Regions from separate parts of the Homo sapiens genome. Here region 2 is linked to region 1. A link is a loop called in an ENCODE intact Hi-C map of the cell type or tissue named here. Cell type or tissue: Calu3. All regions are shown on one strand. Each heading gives the region's core, and the rest is flanking DNA. Links, peaks and the distances in the headings are about the cores only.

The links. A loop is a pair of places that touch in the nucleus more often than their neighbours do. Peaks named below come from ENCODE experiments on the same cell type or tissue, not always from the same donor. Only the 100,000 strongest peaks of a DNase experiment are listed, where the experiment ranks them.
Region 2: a loop joins it to region 1, with 2.3 times the contacts of the local background. A loop is called at or near these places in 1 of 110 quality-filtered maps.

The regions. Positions count from the first base shown.
Region 1 is chr15:55,164,292-55,172,377 of GRCh38, reverse strand. No RefSeq gene overlaps it. Among named protein-coding and RNA genes, the nearest start is that of RSL24D1, 29 kb to the left of the region's middle. In Calu3, for the core only: a CTCF peak has its summit at 3,823 (motif pointing right); a DNase peak (open chromatin) is centred at 3,827.
Region 2 is chr15:54,799,270-54,807,355 of GRCh38, reverse strand. No RefSeq gene overlaps it. Among named protein-coding and RNA genes, the nearest start is that of RSL24D1, 390 kb to the left of the region's middle. In Calu3, for the core only: no CTCF peak of the experiment used is centred there; a DNase peak (open chromatin) is centred at 3,645.

The sequences.
Region 1 (8,086 bases), core at 1,941-6,940:
TTATCTGCAAGGAACCCAGGGCCTGTGGCATTATACTGGTTTGTAGAAGACTCCTGTGGTGTCTGCAGAAACTTTCTCTGGTGAATATCTAGAATTTCCATTACTTTGAATGTGTACATGTTATTAATCAAGGAATTAATCATCCCCATTCTCTTTGATTGAAAGTCACATTACCTTGGAAGGACAAGGTGTTGTCAAATGGGCAAGGCAGATCATATGTTTTCTTTTACTGGACTCCTTATTTTTCTAATTACAGCCTGTGTATCCTGTGCTAGAGAGCCTCTTGAAATTAACTTAATTTACTATCACACTTGTAACATACCCATTTATTTGGGCCTGTGAATATGTGTGCACTCCATTTGATTACATCTAATGTTCTCCCTAAATAAAGAGTACAATTAATTCATTAGAGGATGGTTTGTTTCCAGGGGTAAGTGCCAGTTTATGATGATTCCATCAACACTTGCACCACATTAATTTATTTCCAATTTAATCAGTGTTTAAATTGAACTGGGATCAGGCAGAACAAAACACATGGTTTTGCATAATTATAATGGAGCAAATGGAAATAGTCATAGCACTTCAGCATTAGAAACCTCACTGCAGAAGCACAGATGGGTTAGGAGATGTTGATTAAAAAAGATGTCTAGGAATAAATCCTCTGTAAGCACTGTATTAAAATCCAAGTGCCTGCAGGACAAGCGACTTTGCATTAATTACTAAAAAATTTCTTATTCTGGGTATAGCTTTCTGTAGAAATCCTACAGATTGAGTAAACTGTGGAGGCACTCCTTTTCATGCTCCATTTAACTTAAATTATTAGCTGGTTCAGAAAGTTGTTTCTTCCCAGACTTGTCTAGGAAGTTCAATATTTAGCAATTACCCCTTTGTGCTTCTCGAACCTTCTCCAAGCCAGTGTCGTTGAAGGACAGATTTGCCATGTGGGAAGGTGGGCTACCTTGGAAAACAGATTTTTGGTTCGGAGCTTGTCTGAAACTCTCTAGATTAAGAATTGTGGCCGGGCGCAGTGGCTCGCGCCTGTAATCCCAGCACTTTGGGAGACCGAGGTGGGCGGATCACCTGAGGTTGGGAGTTCGAGACCAGCCTGACCAACATGGAGAAACCCCATCTCTACTAAAAATAGGAAATTAGCTGGGTGTGGTGGCACATGCCTGTAATCCCAGCTACTCGGGAGGCTGAGGCAGGAGAATCACTGGAACCCAGGAGGCAGAGATTGTGTTGAGCCGAGATTGCTCCATTGCACTCCAGCCTGGGCAACAAGAGCAAAACTCCATCTCAAAAAAAAAAAAAAAAAAAAAAAAGAGAGAGAGAAAGAAAAAAAAAGAATTGCACTGGATGGGTTTGCTCCTTCAAAACTAACAGGAGAGAGAGGCTGAACAAATGGTGTTCTTCAGGCAAGGGGCTTCCTGACGTGTAGTCATTTGTTAACTGCCCGAGTTTTGGTCTTAGAATTTCTTTTCCCTCTCCTCCTCTTCCTTCTTAATAAATCATCACAAATACAGTTGAAGTCTCCCCTTCCACACTGTGTTCCATTTCTCTCCATTCAGAGAACCCCTAGAGAACCACCCCCTTTTTTTAAATTAAAATTTATTTTGAAATAATTTCAAACTTAGAGAAAAATCACAAGGACTGCACAAAGAACTCCCCATATCCCCTTTAAAGGAATAATGATAATAATAAAGTGTTTTTAATTCCTGGCATGTATTTTATTGGAGGCATTTCTGTGATTGGAACGGGAGTTGAGGCAATGTCAGATGTATTATAACAAAGTAAATTCCTTAAATTGTCGCGCAGTGAAACATTAACAGCAGTAACTACCCTTTCAAATTCCTTTTAGTTTTCAATAGAAAGGGCCAGAAAGTGCCTTTACATTTTTGTCTTGGAACAACTCTGCAATTTCATCTTGATTTAATATTTCTAGTAATAAAGCATCTTCCGACTCCACATTCTTATCTCTGGGCAGACATTTTATTCTTAAGAATTGTAGTGATTGATAAGAAGCTAAATGGAAATGATTAACGTGTCAATGATTAATAATTATAACAACATTCAAACACTTAGAAATTATAGTATTTCATCAGATGTCTTTTTAAAGAGGCATTTCTGGCCAGTTGTGGTGGCTGACCTTTGGGAGGCTGAGACGGCTGGATCACTTGAGGTCAGGAGTTCGAGGTGAGACTGGCCAACATGATGAAAACCCTTCTCTACTAAAAAAAAAAAAATACAAAAATTAGCCGGGCATGATGGCAGGCACCTGTAATCCCAGCTACTCAGGAGGCTGAGACACGAGAACCACTTGAACCTGGGAGGCAGAGATTGCAGTGAACTGAGATTGTGCCACTGCACTCCAGCCTGGGGTGACAGAGCGAGACTCAGTCTCCAAAAAAAAAAAAAAAAAAAAAAAAAAAAAAAAAAAGAGGCATTTCTGTGAGAAGAGCAGCAGGTAGGCAAGCCAACTTTCCCAGGGCCTATAGCCCCTTTTCCCCGATTGTAGAGCATCCTTCCTTTGGTCCCCTGTGAGGGGCCAGCAGATTTCTCTGCTCTCTGCGGTGGGGGTGGTGGGTGGGGGGAGAACCACTCTTCTGAAGTGGATATTTACCTTTTCAGGCGTGTTTTCATAATTTAGCTTCGTCAGTCTATATCCACAAACAATATATTATATTATTTTGCAAGTACTTATACTTTTAAAAAATGATCTCATGTGAGGATGTCCTATTGTATCATATTTTTTCACGAAACATTATTATTGTTATATCCATGTTGTGCATACAGGTAGACTTAGCTTATTAATTTAAATGAGGTATAATATTCCATCATATAAATGTACCACAAGTTGTTATCCATTTGCTGAGTGTTAATTTTCCATTAAATAAATGCCTGCTTTCTCACAATTACAATTAGTGAAGATCCTTTCATCTGTGGTTTTGCTGGGATTTGAACTTGAGATCATCTGACCAGTAAGCCCGTGCTTTCCTCATTATATTAAGATTGCCTCTCAAGTAATAGACTTCTATCATAATCCAGGTTGATTTGGTGGAACACATTAGCTAAGTATTTAAATTTGGTAATGCCATTTTCTCTCCAGACAGAAACACTTTACTTATTTCACCAGACATGAAAAGTGGATTTAGTGTCTCAGGGTAAGTTGTCGACTATAGCAGCCACTAGCCCACACGTGGTAACTGAGTGCTTAAAAAGCGGCTAATTACGTGTGTGTGTGTTTAAATATACCTTTCCCCATGGTGCTGAGATGTGTTTTAATTGTAAAAATATATACCAGATTTTGATGGAAAAAGTGTGTAAAATATCATTAATTTTTGGTATTGAAATAATATTTTGGATATATACGTTTAAATAAAAATGTAGCCAGGCGTGGTGGCTCTCACCTGTAATCCCAGCACTTTGGGAGGCCAAGGTGGAGGATTGCTCGAGCCCAGGAGTTTGACACTAGCCTGGGCAACATGGCGAAACCGTCTCTACTAAAAATAGAAAAATTAGCAGGGCGTGGTGTCATGCGCCTGTAGTCCCAGCTACTCGGGAGGCTGAGGTGGGAGGATCACCTGAGCCTGGGACTTGGAGGTTGGAGTGAGCCGAGATCACGTCAGGCCGCTGCACTCCAGCCTGGGCCACAGAGCGAGACCCTGTCCCAAACAAAGTAATGAAAATTGATTTCATCCATTTCTTTCTACTTTGTTAATGTAGCTTCTTGAAAACTTAGCTACATATTGTGGCTATTGGATAGTGCTAGTGAGGGATTTATTAGGTTGAAATGATCAAGTATGTGCTTCTGGGTGCCAGGTGGGGGCAGCAGAGAGTTGCTAGAATCAGGACTCCTAAAGGTGCTGTCCTACCAATCCTAGAGGCTCAGAAAGACAGGATGTCAGTCAGCAAAGGGGTTAAATGGGAACGTAGTCAACAAGGACCCAAGGATCAAATCCTGCATCCTGGTTGAGAGGGATTACAGCTAGGGCCACCTAGAGGAGAGGGGCTGCTTAACAAATGAAACCTCTAATAAAGCACAGTTTTGAAGTCACACAATTCTGTGTTTGAATTTTGACTTTGTTAACTTGGGTAAGTTATTTGACCTCTGCAAATCTCAGTTTTCACATCTGTAAATTGGAGATGATAGTACATATTTATATTTTTTGTTGATGCATGTAAAGAGGTTATCACATATATTGAATATTTTCCATTTTTATTTTCCTTATTTTAATGTGTCATTGAGAAGGCATAAGAAGGTATAAGAAGGTACCTCTTGCCTTTTGAAGCAGTAGACTCAGGCTGCAGGTCTTACCACATATGGGTTTAAAGTGACTCACATAAGGCTCACCATTTCTTATCCACTTTACATCTTCAGGTAGAGATGAGAAAGTTCTCTATTTGGAATGGTATTCCTTGTACATTGGAGTTCTTACTGTTTTATCTCTTGCCAAACAAAAGCCTTAAATAAATTTCTTTTTTTTTGGCTCTCAGCTGGGTAATGCATGCATTTGTTCATCACAGAAGTTGCCCCGTCCTGTGTTAAGCAAGCCTTAGGGATGCAGAGATGAATGAAATGTAGTCAAAATACCTACAGCTAGGTGAAAGAGCTAGATGAAGGTCACCTAGCTATGACACAGTGTGACAGGCACCAAAGTCAAGTTATGAGAAAGTTAATTCCATGGGGAGGGCAGCGAGGGTTTCAGCGATGGCCTTGAAAAGGAGAGGACGTTATTGAGCTCCTCATCATCCCATTTTCTAAAATTCCCAGTCTTCCAAGTTTCAATGACTTTCATCTCTACCAATCACCAGCAAAGCGACAGGCTAGAATGCATCACCAATAGAAACTGCTTTATTTTTTAAGTCCTGAGCTCTGATTTTTCTCTCAGTACTGCCCAATATCTCTTATCCTCCTAACTCTGTTTAGGAAACTTTTATTGAGCAGTTTATAAGTACAAAGATGGTGTTTCTTCATAGGCATGGGCCTTCACACTCTTGCTATGATTCTTCTTACTGCATTGATTGCCTCCACACAGACCTCAGGAAACTGAATAGTGTTTCTTCCTGTTTGCTCTCTAGGTAGAAGACAGTAGACATGGCTCTGTCCAGAATTATTGCTTAGATCATTTTCCCTTTCCACGGAGTTCCAGATGTGTCAATTTGGAATGCTGTTCTTTTTTGAAATATTTGCAATTTAAATATATAATTAAAAGCTAATGATCGGGCATCTGCTTATAATAGGAGAATTTGGTTCTGCAGGTTTCTGTTAGACTGCAGTCATATTATTGACAACACTGGCATTCTGAAGAAAAGCCTTCCAATATGGCTTCAGGTTGTAAACCATTAGGTTGGTACTATTCTTTAATGAAGTGGTCTCTAAAGTGGGATGTGGCTATTCAGGGGCTTGCAAGGTAATTCAAAGGGATTCAGAAAGAAAACATTAAGCTATTATTTATATTTAGCTTTTAATCATCCTTTTATAACATATATGTTTTGTGTATGCTTTGTAATGTTTGTGCCACAATACAAGTATATAATAAATGTACATATACTAAGGGTGAGCAAAATTTTTTAGTGATGGGGCACACATAATCAAAGAATTCTGTAGACAACTAACTGCCCTAATGTGTTAGAATTTTTGTGATTTCTAGTGACAGAAACCCAACTCAAAAGAGCTTCTAGAAAGAAGGCACTTATTGGCATTCCATACTGAAAAGACCAGATGTGCAGTTAGCCTCAGGTACGAGGGGCCAGACACTTTGTGGTGTTGTCAGGGTGCACACACTCTGTCCGTCAGCTGTGTATGTGGGGAAAGATGGCAAATTGAGCTCTGAACTCACACTCTTCCAACTTACCACCCAGTGGCAAGAGACTCTCTTCCTTGGCATTCCAGACTGATTGGTATGAGTGGGTCCCATTCTCGTATCTGAACCAATCACTGTGGTCAGTGGGAATGGAATATTCAGGTTATCTGGATTGATCCTGTTCTTAGGGAAAGGAAGCAATATGGTTTGGCTCTGTGTCCCCACCCAAATCTCACCTTGAATTGTAATAATCCTCACGTGTCAAGGGTGGGACCAGGTGGAGGTCATTGAATCATGGCAGCGATTTCCCCCATGCTGTTCTCGTGTTAATGAGCGAGTCTCACGAGATCTGATGGTTTTATAAGCATCTGGCATTTCTTGTGCTGGCACATTCTCTCTCCTGCCGTCCTGAGGAGGTGCTTTCCGCCATGATTGTAATTTTTCTGAGGCCTCCCCAGCCATGCAGAACTGTGAGTCAATTAAACCTCTTTCCTTTGTAAGTTACCCAGTCTTTGGTATTTCTTCATAGCAACGTGAGAATGGACTAATATGGGAGGATATGGAATAACCCCGTGGGAACCACATGGTAAAGGTTTCTGCCAGGAAAGAAAAAGGGGATCTAGGAAAGTGGACAGACTGAACATGTAGCATTTTCAATGAAATTAGAACTGATTGCCACGGGAGAGGTCAGGACAAAGTAGCCAGTCCAAAGATGTTAAGATCCATAACCCAATCAGTAACATTTACAAAAATAAGTGAGCATGAGAAACTGAAGTGAGCTGCCAGGTTCATTCCTAGGATGAGAAAAGTTGTATGTTACATGTGTATTAAGGTGACACCACCAAGTCTAGGTTAACATTGCTTTTGAAACCCCATGTTAAAGAAAGGCTGAGATGTAATTTCTCCCCTTCTAGCACTGCCAGTCAGCTTTCTCAGAGTGAACCTTGCGGTGCTTATCATATCAAAAGCTTTGGGGTCAGAGTGGCCCTGGTTTGCATCTTGATTCTGCCACACACTAGCTGTGTATATGCTGGCCAGTTTACCAGAAGTCTCTTAATCTCACTGACTTCACTTGTACCTCTCTGGTAGGGCTGTTGGGAAGAGAATATCCAGCATAGTTCCTAGCACTTGATAAACAGGAAGTTTTATGTTGTTACTGCTAATGCTGACGTTTTCCTCTTCAATGAGTTTGGTCAAATTCCTAGTTTGGGATCCAGGCAGGGTTGATTCATCTTTGGAAACCTCACTGAGTCTCCAACAAACCTGGCATGTAGTAGGTGTTCAATAAATAACCGTTGAATAATGAATGAGGGAATGATTGTAGCTTATTTTGTTTCAAATCTTTCCCAAAGGGTTCCATTATGAAATACTGCTTAAACTTGCAGCTCTACCAGAGAACAAATTATTCTTTGAACAAGAAAATTATTTCTTAGTGTTTTCCCTCTAGCCTTCTGAAATGTGGACCAATATTACTGCAGGGAAACTTTTCAGTGTATTGGGATTTTAGCACGGGCTTTCTGCTGAAGTATACAATTTTTCATGGCTTATTTTTACACCTCATAAAATATTTTGATCTGTTTTCCTAAACTGACCATGGAAGACCTGAGTAGCTGTCCTCACCGACTTTTCCGGAGACCCTTTCTCACTAGAGAAGAGCTGAGAAAGCTGACCTGGTCTGTAATGGTCTGAGATGCTTGAAAAATCAACTTGGGAGTAAAAGGTACAGGTTTTCTTGGGCCAACTTTGGACCACTCTTGTGACTCTCAATGTAGAGGAAGTTGCCATGGAAAACAATCATTTAAAAGACACACTGTTCTTTTGGGAGATGGTGATCAAGAGGAAAGTCGTATATATTTTCTTACATGCTACTGAAGGACTGACTCATTTTTGATAACCCGTATTTGCCCAAGAATCTGGTATACTCGAGTTTTTGGCTAAAGGGAAGCAAACTAGTAACCTGCCCAAGATGCTGGCAGAACTTCAGCCTTGGGAAAATGTTGAGGTCTCCAGGACTCTCAACTCTAACCCCAAACTTCATGCTTGCTGAAGACACAGCAATAATACTGGAAGGGCTGGCCAGCTGCCAAGAGAACATTCCTGTCACCCTGATTTTAAGAGTAAAACAGACAAATGAAGTTGGTGACTTCAGGTCTAATGATTGACCACAGCCAAAGTCACTTTGGATTTTTCTTCTAAAGATAAGAAAAACTACTGGGAAGATGAGACATTCTTTCGGTCTGATCTACAGGAGGAATTGTGTTTCCAGACGGCAATGTAGCTTT
Region 2 (8,086 bases), core at 1,509-6,508, 360 kb after region 1:
ATAAATATTCTGTATGTACTTATAAAGAAAGTGTATTATCTAATTATTGATTATGATAAACTAATTGAAATGGTACCTGTATTGCTTAGATGCTTTATTTTCTTTCTAATATTTGTCAATTTGATCTTTCAGTTATGGAAAGATGTTAAATTTCCCACAATAAAAATATATTTGCCAATTTTATATACAGTTCTTGACCAAGATGGTCTTAATGTTGCTCCTTCAGCTTGACTAAACTTTTAGGCAGGCTTTTTCCTGACTCTGGGTATGGGACCTCTTGAGATCTTTTTTCTTAAAGCATTTACTTTGAGAAACTTCAAGTTGTAATTTTTTCCCCCGCTTCCTTGAGATGTAAATCCTTTTTAAAAGCTTCTTGCTGATTTTACAATCCAGGATATCTTTCTCAAGAACCTGGAAGTCATCCTTTACAAATGTAATCATCAAGGAAGACCATACCTCTATCTCCTAGTCTCCTTGGGAGAGTGTCACACCCTTTATTTCATTGGAGTTGAGGTCAGACTGCACTGGGGTATGTCTCCTTGATTGCAGTAGTCTAGAATGAAGTCTTCTTCACTTGTTTAACTTTGTCCAGTACAATGTTTTGCTCTTGTGAAATTTGCAGTCTATCTAATTGTAGTTCCTTACAGGTTTTTGATTTTTCTCTCTGAATCCTTCTAAGACCTTTTCAGTACCACATTAAACTTTTGAATCAGATTTTTCTCTATTGTACATGTCATGTCAATTTCAATTGTGCATCCATGTGAAGAGAGGACTATGTTTACTAATTCTTAGGGGAGATGGTTGTTGTTGTTAATTTCCATACAACATGTTAACAGAGATTAATAGATTTTCTTGTGAGTTGTCATTACTGCATGCAGGTGGATTTTTTTCTAGCCTACCTTTCCTTTTGATGATATGGTTCCTTTCGGGATTCAATTCTAGGTGTGGATCTCAAGTTCAGTACTCTCCCCCAACACATGCACACACTTTGGTGAACTTATACCTACTTTCTTGTTTTCTCCTAAGCAGTTAATCCCTAAAGATCTAGTTTCTAACATCAGCTGTTGTTCTGACAGAGCCTTGGTTTCTGAGATCACGTAACATTGTTATTTCAGCTCCCTGTTTTTCTTTCTTCACTCTTTTTGTCTTTCAGTAATTTTTTTGAGGGTCTTGGCAAAGCATTTAAAGTAGAGTTGATATAATCTGTCTTTTATCTAGGTGCTGAACACAGAAGCCCCAAAGTATAAAAAAATGCATGAGTGAATGAAATCATAAATTTGATCCAATAGATTATAGGAATCTTGTGAATGATTTTCTATGGGGAGTGTAGTATTTTTGTATAGGACTATGTCCTGGAAAGGGGTTTATGAGATTTGGGGGGATTGTAACAGTTGTAGTGATGACACTTTCCTTTGGCTAGAAAAGAAAGCATACTGGCTGAGGATGGAGTGAGGTACTTATTCTTCATAAGCCAGGAGAATGCATTGGTGGCATTCTCCCAGGGACAGCAGGGACAGTTGGTTCCATTGTCATTTATTAAACAAGTATAACCTTTATCTTTTTTATTGTATTTACATTAGACTCAATTTCAAAACTGTTTCTAATTTTTTGATGGTTTATGTGCTATCAAAGCACAAAGGAGACTGCCAGGCCCTTAGGATGTTTTACCCAATTTCAGGCCCAAATAATTTCTGAGATGTGAAATGGGTCAGTTTAAAACCTCTCTTCTTTTTGGAGGGCAAGATAATGATAATCATTTTGCAATTCTCAGGGTCATGACATGAGATGTAGGTAATCTTGTTGGTAAGTAGTCAACTGCACAGAAAGAATGAATTTCTTACAGTCTGTCTGCTGCCTTAGAAAATTATTGATCAACCAATAGAATTTCTATATATTTTTGTTGCTACCAGTCAAAACTGAATTATGGAAAATGAAATAATTTTGGATTCTTAAGTGTTACAAGGACCGAAGTATGAGGCACATAACTTAAAAAAGCAGCTCAACATTTTCTATGGGTGTTTATGTGACAGAACCTTGAAATCTAACTGGACTTCTTTGGAATGAAAATACCAGGTAAGTAGCTAAAACAAGACAAAAAACAGTGTCACACGAGTTCACTTTGCAGAAAATTGGCAGCAGCAGGTATGGAATGTTAGCTCAGAGCACACACTGCCATGTCCCCTTGGCTGACTGCTTTCTATAGCTTTACAGAGACATCTCAGATTGAGGTTTTTTTGGGGTTTACATTTGAAGATAGAGCTTTTTCAAGGCTGGATTGGTAACAGATTGTGATTTACAAATTACTAAATGCCTTTAATACCTAGCAGCTATAAAAATTCATTTTGTTTTGAAAACTTGATGTTTGGTGGTGCCTATGAGTTTCCTACTCCTCAAGTCTAGATGCTTGGTGTTTCCAGGACATCTATGAGAATGGGCTTTTTGCCATCAAGGGTGGTGGTAGAGAATGGGGTTGCAGGAAGGTTTGGGGGCTTATTCTAAAGCTGTGTTTGATGCGTGAGTAGATTGTTTTAAGCATATTACAGGTCAATAAAAATGTTAAAATGCTTAGCACAGAATTGAGGAAATCCCAGTTATTTATATAAAATAATGTTATTTTTCACTTGGGAGTTTGGGGATATTGATGGAGATAATCAGGGGGTGACTTCCCCATAACTACTGCTGCTGACATAGGCTGATACATATATTTAACATTTAAAAAGCTGCCTTTAGAGATTTTCTTTTAAATTTTATTAGGAAATATTGGTTTATCCCACTCTTCCATTTTCCTTTTTTGGCTCTTTGAATAGTGGAATTCTTTTAAAAAATACAGATTTTGGGGACTAAAATAACTATGTTATAGTATAAATGCACACAATTGTTTTCTACCATCTGCAGCTTTAATTTTTTTTTTTTTTTACAATATTAGACAAGAAAGACTTGCAAGGGATCTTAAAGATCTCTGGGTCCAAACTCTATGTTACCACAAAATAATGTGAACAGAAGTGATTGAGATGGTCTCTAATTACCTCTTTACTGCCCAGTGCTCCTAATATGGATGCACTAATTCTTCTTTGGTGATAGAATCTGGATTGAAAATGCCTGATTACCTCTTGCTATTGATAAACACCTTAGGACATGTGGTCATGTGACAAAGCTCTAACCAATAAGCTGAAGTGCTGTGTAGTTCAGTAGTGTGTCCTTACCTGTGGTTTCACTTTCCTGTTTCAGTTACTTGTGGTCGACTGTGGTCCAAAAATATTAAGATAGTTTGAGAAAGAAAGATCACATTCACATAACTTTTAGTATAATACATTATTGTCATAATTGTTCTATTTTATTATTGTTTTATCTCTTACTGTACCTAATTTATAAATTAAACTTCATCAAAATGTATGTAGAGGCAAATGCACTTGAACTCCAAATACAGTGTATGTAGAATTCAATACTACTGTGGTTTCAGGTATCCAACAGGGGTTTTCGAACATACTCCTGTGAATAAGGGGGGACTATTGTACTTCCAAGATGTTGTCTTAAGATGACCTTTATCCTAGTTTTCCATTTCGCTGCTGAAATATGATAGGACACTGAAATGATGGCTGAAGCACCAGCTTTCATTTGACACCATGAATACCAGAGCCACATCCCAGGGACTGAGCATGTGAAGGAGGCTGAGTCATGATGACAATGACTGTAAGACCTCTGTATTGACTCTACTGTGCCTCACTCTGGACTTCCATCATAAGAGAGAAAAACACTTGTAAATTGTTTAAACCATTGTCATTTTGGGTTTTCTGTCACATGAAACAGTGACTCACACATGAGTCATTTGTAACATACTATATTTTATTCAGTCATTAGTTCAGTATTAATCTCTTACTAGTTATTGGGTTCTATTCTATGTGCTAGCAGTGCAGAGGTAAATAAGACATAGTATTTACCTTCAACAAACTCGCAGACCAGCCGGGGAAACTGATACATCAAAAGACTATGAAACAGAGTTTCATTAGTAGAGGCATCTATAAGTGCTATGGTGGAGTAAAAGAGGAAGTAAGTAATTCTATTTTTTTTAGGTGAGAGGCAGGGTTCACAGAAAAGGAAGTACTTGAACTGGCTCTTGCAAGATTTGTAAGACTTTTCCAGTTAAGAATGGGGAGGTAGTTGGGGAGGGATGCAAATTTTAGTCAGAGAAAACTTGTAAAAAGAGCCGAAGGCATGTCACAGAATAATACTTTAGGTGAGCTCTAAGTACTTTGGAATAGATAGAAATTAGAGTTACTGGAACTGATAGGAGAGCATGTTATAGAGAGCCCAGATCATTCTGTATCTGGTGAACATATTTGTCGTGTCTTGTTTTACTTCACTTTACTTCAGTTGTCCAGGGAGGAAAAAGGGTATCATCATGTCCTAAGCATCGTACACTTTCATAAAGATTTGCTTTTTGGAACACTTGTTACTTTTGATTAAAGCATTAACATTTACTCAGCACTTACTATATGCCAGAATTATGTAATACTTAATATGTGTAATCTCATTTAATGTAGCCCTTTTTGGAGGTAAATACCATTATCACACCCACATTAAAGATGGAGATATTAAGGCCTGGAAATAAAAAGTAGCTTGTCCAACGTAACATATTTCACAAGTAATAACATTGAGATTCAAGTTAAAAGCTCTCTGCATCTGGAAGCAAAGCCCTTACCCGTAAGATTTAATCCATTTGTCTGTCTATTCACTTAGCATCCCTCTATTACTCATAACTCAATTTCAACAAAAGATATCCTTTATTTTAATATCAGATGCCTTGAATATGGATGGTCCTCCTGACACATTGAAGTTATTACAAGGAATTAAAATATTTCGAAAGCAGGTTTTATTATTCGTATGTTGACTATTGACATGGCAAGTCAAGAAATATTGTTAGACCAAACTTGGCCATTTTAAAAACATGTTTATGTTTATCTGTGTATCTATCTATATATCTACTGACCTATAACTATCTATCTGTAATCTATCTGATCACAGAAATGTGGACTGGAAGGGACTTTTGAAATCAATCTAGTACTGTCTCAAAGCTTTTGGAAAGCAATTATGTGTTTCAAGACAAGCTCAGTTTCTGAATTCTTGGCTCCTTGGCAAATGGCTTGCCATTAACAAACACCTGAGGAGGATTTCTGAGGTACAGACATAATTTATTGATTTATTGATGAAGATAACTCAGAACCATTTGGAATAGAAAGAAGCATTTATAATGTCATAAATAATGCAGTCTCATGAAAATGCAAACTGAATGGTGATGATTATTCCAAGGAGTCAAGAGAGTTATTGCCCATAAAATGGTGTTTGGTTTCTTCAGGATACCTGACTCCTAAACATAATTAGAAAATTGTAAGTAGACAGGCTGATTCTAGAAAATATTAGGGTCATCTTGCAAAGGAGGTGGTTCTATGATAAAAAAGACATTTGAAACTATAAATCTGTTATGAAATCCTAGATTTGACCCCTCTACACTTGAACTCACATTATGACAAAATATTTAATGTTTTATTTCTAGTCTTTTCTGGTTATATTCTTGTGAATATTAGAATTTCAAAAGGATTGTGACCTATTTGAGGGCATTGATTGCACCTTTGCTTTGTTCTGTTTGTCTTATTTTTCCCTCATGGTTTCTAGAACCAAGCTAAATTTTAGTAAATTTTTTTAGTATAACTCCAGAAAACATGAGACAGTCAAGCCTGTATACTCTACAGAAAAATTTACAGGAAGAGATTAAGAAAAATGATATTGTTTTGATTTAGTATTATTAATTTTTTAATTTATTCATTCCACAATTACATAAAGAATGTAGCATATAAAAGGAAGTGTGCTAGGCCGTGAAGTAGATGCAGATAGCCTCTTTTAAGGAAGCATGAGTTTTATAGCAGAAATAAATCACATACATAAAGATCTCTAATATCAGATAAAGAGGAGAAAGTACCATGATGGCTGATATGTTTCATGTTTGTCCCATACAAATCTCATGTTGCAGTGTGATTCCCATTGTTGGAAGTGGGGCCTGGTGGGAGGTGATTGGGCCATGGAGGTGGATCCCTCATGAAGGGCTTAGCACTATCCCTTGAAGATAAGTGAGTTATTTCTCTGAGTTCATTTGAGATCTGGTTGTTTAAAAGTATGTGGCACCTCCCTCCTCTCTCTTTTGCTCCTGCACTAGCCATGTGAGACACCTGGTCCCCCTTGCTGGCACCACACTTCTTGTACTGTCTACAGAACTGTAAGCCAATTAAACTACTTTTCCCTTTAAATTACCCAGCCTCAGATATTTCTATATAGCAACGCCAAAGCAGCCTAACAGAATAGCCTATTTAGGGTGCTCAGATTGGGGTGTTTCAGTTTCAAAATAGTGGAATTGAAGTAGTTTCTGCCTCTGTCTCTTAAGATTATTCCAAGGTAACTAGCAAAATAGAAAACAAGAAAAATACTCAATGAAAATGGGCTGATATATATAATCTTGTATTATAATATGTCATGACAGAGATGAGGAAAGTCAAATGTAAATTCCTGTGGCTTGGTGTGATGGTTAATTCTACATGTCAACTTGACTGAGTGTGTTAGGTGTTTTTGCATTGCTATAGAGGAATATCTGAGACTGGGTAGTTTATATAAAGAAAAGAAGTTTAATTGGCTCATGGTTCTGCAAGCTTTATAGGAGGCATATGCGGTGCTGGCGTCTGCTTTGATAAGAATCAGTCTCTGCGTTACAAACAATCCAACTATACTCTTTAAGTTATTTTGAGGGGATGGATACCCCATTCTCAATGATGGGCTTATTTCGTATTGTATGCCTGTATCAAAACATCTCATGTACCCCATAAATACATACACCTACTATATATGCACAAAAACTGAGTAAGAGGTCCAGTTCTGGCCTACCTCAGCTTTTAACATGCCTTCTTCAGTAAACTCAATCGTTTTTAGCTTTTGGTTCAAAGTGAGAGACATACCACTTTTCTTTTCACTTGAACACTTAGAGGTTTTTGTAGGGTTGGTAATTGGCCTAATTACAATATTGTTGTGTCTTGGGGAATAGGGAGGCTCAAGGAGAAAGAAAAAGATGAAGTACAACCAGTTGGTGGAGCAGTTAGAATACATCACAGCATTTATTTATTGGGTAAGTTTGCTATCTTATATAGGCAAGGTTCGTGGTGCCCCAAAGTAATTACAATTTTGTACGTCCAAGATCACTGATCACCCTAACTAACAGATAACATAAAAGTTTAAAATATTTCGAGAATTATTAAAATGTGACGGACATAAAGTGAGCACCATGCTGTCAGAAAAATGGTGCCAATAGACTTGTTTGACACAGGGTTGCCATGCCACAAATCTGCAATTTGTGGGGAAAAAAGGCACCAAAAAATGCAATTACCTGGGAAGCACAGTAAGGTAAAGTACAAGAAAATGATGTAAGTTTTTGCATGTGTATTGAAGTATCATGTTATACCTCATAAATATGTGCTATTACTGTGTGTCAGTCATAAATTTAAACAAATACCAAAGTCATATAATAGTAGTATGAAATCATTAAAAGAACTTATACAATTTGATATAGGCTTGAATGCCTATGAACAAAATAACGCCCTGAATTTCTGTTCTTCTATTTAATTTCCATTTTAATAACTAAGTCAAGTCATAAAAATAATTTTGCCTAAAAGAATGATTTGCTATGCTAATTAACACCTGAAATTATGATTAAACATTTACAAATGTCTCTCTGGGAAGCCTTACATCTGGGGTACATCTCTTCTGTATACATCTGTTGCTATCTAAACATATTTCATTATTTAAATGCAAGATTTAAAAAACCCATTATGCTATTAAAGTTAGAAATATAGCATATGAAAAGTCTGCTGATTTTTTAAAATGTATTTTAAATTGCTGGGCTTAAATGTGTAACAACATAAATATTTGGCTAATTTTGCTGCCGTAATATAGAAGTTTCAGTTTAACCAGGGCTGCATGGATCTGAAAAAACAATTGCTCTAAAGCTAACAATGACAATGGGAAATTAATCAGAATAATTACCACCATG